Linked DNA regions of Homo sapiens: region 1 is linked to region 2. Evidence: chromatin contacts called from ENCODE Hi-C or POLR2A ChIA-PET data. All regions are on one chromosome and are shown on one strand. The core of a region is the stretch at or near the end of the contact, and the rest is flanking DNA. Distances in the headings are between cores, read along the strand shown. Region 1 overlaps MASP1 (MBL associated serine protease 1). Region 2 holds the start of RPL39L (ribosomal protein L39 like).

Region 1 (2,911 bases), core at 1-2,500, 130 kb after region 2:
GCTTAAAGCTGATTTTATGTGAGACAGGAGTTTGGGAAGCTTCGTATGATAGCTAGTTGGTATATTTATTTGAGTATAAATTCTTGACGTATCTATTCGATTATCTTATACCTAATCCAATTCTTTTAAGTTGTATTTGTGTTTGCAACCTCTGGACCAAATTTTAGCCAAGATGCATGAAAAAAATCTCTTACCAAGAATGATTCCTGCTGCCTTTCAAAGTCATTAGAGAAAAGTTCTCAAAGGCGGCTATCTCTAGTAGCTTCTAATGAATTCATTGTTTTGTTCGTTAGCTTAGCATGTCAGAAATATCTTGACATTTGACACTCCTGTTTTGAAACTAATGGTTTATTTATTTAAAATAAGTGGGAGTTTCAAAGAAAAACAATTTGCCCTGGCAACAAAACGCAAGTACAATTAATCACTAACTTTGGGAATTGAAGTGTAAACAGAAGATGAGATCATGGCTTTGCTATTTATTCCTCTTCTCTGCAGATACCAGCCGAACTCACACCAGTCTTGTTACTATAGAATGTGCCTATCTGCACACAGCTGAAATGTCACTTCCTTGAACCTCCCAGCTGCTGTGTTATTTTATCTGACTCAGTTTTCCAGATAGCCAAAGCTTTACCTAACTATAACTAAAAATTTTCTTTTTGGTGTAACACTTAAAAAAAAAAAAGTACTTTAAAGAAGTACCCACTTTCTCAAGTGAAACATGCTAACCCTTTCTTGGTGATCCAGGGACATTGTTATGAATGTCAACCATTGTGATACTATATTAAAGTGATAATCTTGGGGATATTGAGTTGTGTAATGTCGCTTGACCTGGCGTTAAACATTGCCGGACTATAAAGCCTTGAACTTCTGAAGTCTTCTTTATGTCATGTTTTATTTCCTGTCTTTTTATCAGCCTATTCACTGTACTTTTCTGTCTGCTTATTTTTAATATGTTGTGAATTAGAAACCAGTTAACTGCTTTTGCTAGAACTTAATAAAAAAAAGCTAAATAGATTTAGAATGAGGGCCTGGGAAAGGGATTCTTCTGTGAGTAACTGCATGAACTAGAGTACACCATCTTGGTGACCTCTGCTTTGGAGTAATACGATATACAGGAACCTGGCAGTTGGAGGTCCTGGGTCCTGTTCCTGACACTGCCGTATTCTGCATTTTGGGCCATCTCCTTTCTAGCTCTCAGTTATCCACTTGTAAAAACAGGGGTTTGGACTAGCTGAGCTCTAGATTCCTTTCCAATTCCAGACATAGCAGTCATCATAGTCTAACACAGTTCTAACAAATCATCATAGTCATATATTATATAAACCAACCAGAAGATGGTAAGCAGGAGTTTTAACATATGCAGGATTACTGCTTGCGGATGAACTTGAATTTGTTAATAATGAATAGTCATGCCTTGGGCATTAATAGTTCCAGCTACACAGGCTTCTTTCTGGAACTTGGTATCCCCAGTGCCTCTTGGGTTCTGCAGTGACTGGGACATGAACATTTTCAAGTGAACACACTGGTCATTTGGATTAGGGAGATACTACTGAGGGTCTGTGATAAATGACCTCCCTCCTTGTAACGTCTGGGCTGAAGGACCTTTTCATAATGGCAGATAAATCAGATAAATGGTTATCACCTGCAGAGCCACAGTATTCCAGAGAACAGGAAGCATGCCCCAGCTGAGGCCCATGGGAAAATTTGAGCCATACATCCTTTTAGAAGCAGAGAAGAGAAGGCCAGTAGCCTGGGGCCCTGGGAATTCAGCCTGCAGCTCAGAATAGAGTCCTGGAATATCAGAGCTGGGCGGGACCTTTAAGAGCTATTTCTATCTGCCTCCTTCTATAGGAAACAGAGGTCAAGAGAGGGGAAGTGACTTGCTCAAGGCTGGAGAGATAACATGAACATTTTCTGATATCAGTTTTGCTTTGGGAACTATTCTGAGATGAGAGAAAAGAACCCACCAACCCAGAGAGTACATGACTAAAGACACAGACACTTGGCCAAACAATTTTCCTGGCTCAAAGGCCTCTTGAAACCTTATCTTGGGTGCATGGACTGTCTCTTAGAGAGGATGTGGCTCAGTGACAGCTCCAGTCATAACCTAAACAGAGGGGTCACTGGTCCCGGTTAATATTTGCATCCTGTGCTGTGGAATATGGAGTTCTATAAAGATCATTTACCTCTGAGTATAGGCAGATTGAGACCTAGCTTCTATTTGGACTGTCCCCTCTCAGAGGTCATCATATCAACATGATGGAGGGACCTTATCAAGTGAAGACAAAACATTCATAATAATGGAGACCCATGTGGCTGCGAATAATAAACTCTTCATTTTTCTATTTCTTCTTGTGGGCGACTATGTCCTTAGAGACTATTGTTATTTAGGACACCAACATGTGGCTGTATGTCCTCAATTTGTTTTCTTTCAACTCAATTCACCAAATATGTGTGTACTAAGTTCTGTCTACACTTTAATGTGAAGGGTGCCAAAAATTATTTATTTGTTATACGAGCTCAATAAGCAAGTTCCCTGCCTCTAGGAATGTGACACTTGGTAGAAGAATAAGATAAGTACTCAAAGGTATATGTGTTGGGGTATTCTCAGGGTATCGTAAATGCAATCAAAGATGGGCTGCCCTGGGGGTTTAAGGAATGGAAAAGATTGAATCCAGCTGAGGGAAATCAGAAAACATTTAGGAAGAAGAGAATAATCTTTGAGCTGGAGACTGAAACGTGAATAGAATGTAGGCAGGTAGAAATCATAGATGGAGGGTAGGGGGTGGGTAGAGTATGTAGGGAGAGGAAATAGTGAAGGCCTGGGGTATTCAAATCTCAGCTGCTCCTCCCCACTACCCATTACCTGGCGTCAGAAAGGGGCTCTGTTAAGGACAGAGAGCTGGGAAGG
Region 2 (3,072 bases), core at 74-2,573:
GCCTTTGAGAAAATTGAGAATTAAGGCCAGGCCCAGTGCAAAATGAAAATGTTGTGGAGGTGGCGGGGAGGGGAGGCGGGTGCTGGTTTAAAAATTAAGAATTTCAAGATTGCCATAGCAGAGCAAGAAAGTAAGTACAGGGCCCTTCTGAGCCCTATGTGACTGCACGGGTGGGACCCTTTTGAAGCTAGTCCTGGTCAGGGTTTATGTCTCTGGATGAATCCAGATGTGTAAAAGGCAAGGAAGTGGCGAGATTCCTTGGGCTATCTTTGAGAAACGGGGACCTTAAAGGAGACTGCAAAATCTTACCTACTGGAATTAATGGAGGAAAAGAAAGTGTTTGCGCCTGTGAGAACGCCTTGGAAAGAGGCAGTGAGCAGATGAGGCAGATAGGTAAGACACTTGGTTTTGCTGATTAAACCACTGATGAATCAGTGCCACTCACATCCTGGGTAATTCTAGGGACACTAGTTGGACAACGCTGACATCTGAAGAGGTGGCAGGGCGGAACATGGATCCCTTTAAGGCTACTTTATTGTCGATTTCCTCCTTCTCTAAGCTAGAAACAGGGGGTGCCTGAGTGGCCTCCAGAAGCCACTACTGTAGGCCAGGAGCAGTGCCTCACGCCTGTAATCCCAGCACTTTGGGAGGCCGAGGCGGGCGGATCACCTGAGGTCGGGAGTTCGAGACTGGTGTGACCAATATGGTGAAACCCGTCTTTACTAAAAATACAAAAATTAGCCGAGTGTGGTGGCGCGCGCCTGTAACCCCAGCTACTCAGGAGGCTAAGGCGGGAGAATCGCTTGAATCCGGAGGCGGAGGTTGCAGTGAGCCGAGATCACACCACTGCACTCCAGCCTGGGCGACGGAGGGAGACCCTGTCTCAAAAAACAAACAAACAAACAAACAAACAAAAACGCTACTACTGTTGGAGTCGGCTTGAGCTGTGGCATTGTTGTTTCCAGCCCGTGACCCTCACGCCGCCCTGCTCGTTGGGCGGACCGGGCCCTGGCGGCGGGTGAGGAGGAACCTTTACTTACCGGCGCCCTGGCCTCTGCTTTTTTCCCACTCTAGGACGCAAATCTCGATCTGCAAGGGCCTGGGGCGCGGGCGGAAAAGGCGGGCCCAGCTCCCTCAGGTCTGCGTGTCACCGACCCGAACCCGCTCCGTCGTCCTGACGCCCCCGGCCTAGCTGCAGCCACCTTGTCGCAGGGGCCTTGGTGTCTCTGAGACTCCGAGACGCCTCGCCCCCACCTGGCGTTCGGAGGCGGTTGCCTCGCTGGGCGCAGCAATTCAACCGCCGCGCGCCGGATGCTAAGACCGCGATTTCCCCGGATGCTAGGGCGGTGATTTCCCCCGTGACAGGCCCCGCCCCGGCCCCGCCCAGGCCCGGGCGGTCCCGCCCCACTGAGCTGTGGCTCGGGGAGCCGTGGGTCCGACTCCTGCGTGTGATGTGTCACCAAGTTGACTTTGGGGTCCCCCATTCTTCCTTAGTTCTCTATTTTACCTCAGCGCGTTGTCTAGCTGCTGCCTGGCCACGGTACTTAGCACACAGCGTGACTTAATACTGGATAAACGAGGAAAGGATTCGTACGCCCTGGCGGGGCCAGAGGCTCACAGCTTGGGTTCCCGCGAGCACACGAGCCAGGAACCGCCAATGCCTCCAGGGGGCGCTCTCCCTCCCATCGAGCCACCGCCGGGCCATTGGAGACCAGGAGGACCTCTCAGCTCCATCCCTGCGTCTCTAACAATTGTCTCATTTCCCTGCCTGGAGTCAGTATTACCACTCCCATAACACAGATTTTTAAAATGCAACTAAATTTTAAACGAGTCACTTTATTTAAAAACAACATGAACAAAATGGGATTTCTGCTAATGCAAATATCTATACAAATTTAACGATTTTGGTTCTAATTCTAGATGAAAAGTCAAATCTCCTGTTACATATGAGAAAAGTCAAATCTCCTGTTACATATTAGAAGTTTACCTCTTGTTACCTTTACTGCAACTGCAATGGCAGTTTCAACTGTTTCAACCAAGTAATGTAGTTGGAAATGCTGTTATTAGAAGTATATCTTCCCAGCATTTCGGGAGGCCAAGGTGGGTGGTTTACTTCAGGTCAGGAGTTCGAGACCAGCCTGGCCAACATGATGAAACCCTGTCTCTACAAAAATACAAAAACTAGCCAGGCGTGGTGGCGGGTGCCTGTAATCCCAGCTGCTCAGGAGGCTGAGGCACGAGAATCGGTTGAACCCTGGAGGCAGAGGTTGCAATGAGCTGTACTCCAGCCTGGGCAACAGAGTGAGACTGCATCTCAAAAAAAAAAAAAAAAAAAAAAAAAAAAAAAAAAAAAAGTGGATATGACAGTTCGAATTAGATCTAAAACCTTTCCTAATTACACCAGTTAAATCATGAAATCATGCAATAGTAGAACAGGTGTCTTACCTACCTGCATTATCCTGTAAATATTGACATGTTATTCTACATAATCATAAACTGACCGATCACACATATCTTTAAATCTAATCATCATAACTAAAAACTGTATTTGAATAAAATTAGTGTATTTCTAAATCTGTCTTTAACAGACACAAAGATGTAAATTTGAAATGTCTTGGTAAATGAGGTTAACACAATATAAATATTTTTGACGAATTCATCATAATTTGTTCATTTTAAGGAGATTGATTTTATTTTCTTGAAGCTTAAGGAGGACTTTGACATTTTAAATGTATCTAAAATTTAAATTTTATTAAATTTTACATTTCACATTTCTTTTTTTTATTGATTGAAACAAGCATTTCACATTTCATATTTCTTTTTTTTATTGATTGAAACAAGCATTCCATAGTCATTTCAAATAGTGTACAAAGTATTTTAAAATGTTTTTCTGGCCGGATGCAGTGGCTCACGCCTGTAATCCCAGCACTTTGGGAGGCCGAAGCGGGTGGATCACCAGGTCAGGAGATCGAGACTATCCTGGCCAACATGATGAAACCCTGTTTCTACTAAAAATACAAAAATTAGTCAAACGTGGTGGTACGTGCCTGTAGTCCTAGCTACTCAGAAAGC

Evidence for each region. A loop is a pair of places that touch in the nucleus more often than their neighbours do. ChIA-PET counts read pairs that join two places held with the same protein, here RNA polymerase II (POLR2A). Pooled maps may share reads with other maps.
Region 1: a pooled map shows a loop between it and region 2 (2.1-fold over the local background). The contact joins the enhancer-like site here to the promoter of RPL39L in region 2. A Hi-C loop is called at or near these places in 1 of 50 pooled maps. POLR2A ChIA-PET finds 5 or more read pairs at or near these places in 2 of 52 experiments (A673 and WTC11).

Annotation. Positions count from the first base shown.
Region 1 is chr3:187,263,806-187,266,716 of GRCh38, forward strand. All of the region lies in intron 2 of MASP1 (MBL associated serine protease 1), which reads right to left. Among named protein-coding and RNA genes, the nearest start is that of MASP1, 26 kb to the right of the region's middle. Within about 2 kb of position 1,251, at least 5 of the 41 ENCODE cell types and tissues checked have a DNase peak (open chromatin) inside an H3K27ac peak, as active enhancers do.
Region 2 is chr3:187,138,173-187,141,244 of GRCh38, forward strand. RPL39L (ribosomal protein L39 like) reads right to left here and starts at 1,324. Exons shown (of 3, transcript NM_052969.3): 1 at 1,041-1,324. RefSeq lists enhancers at 530-1,036, 905-1,004, 1,045-1,194 and a silencer at 1,235-1,464.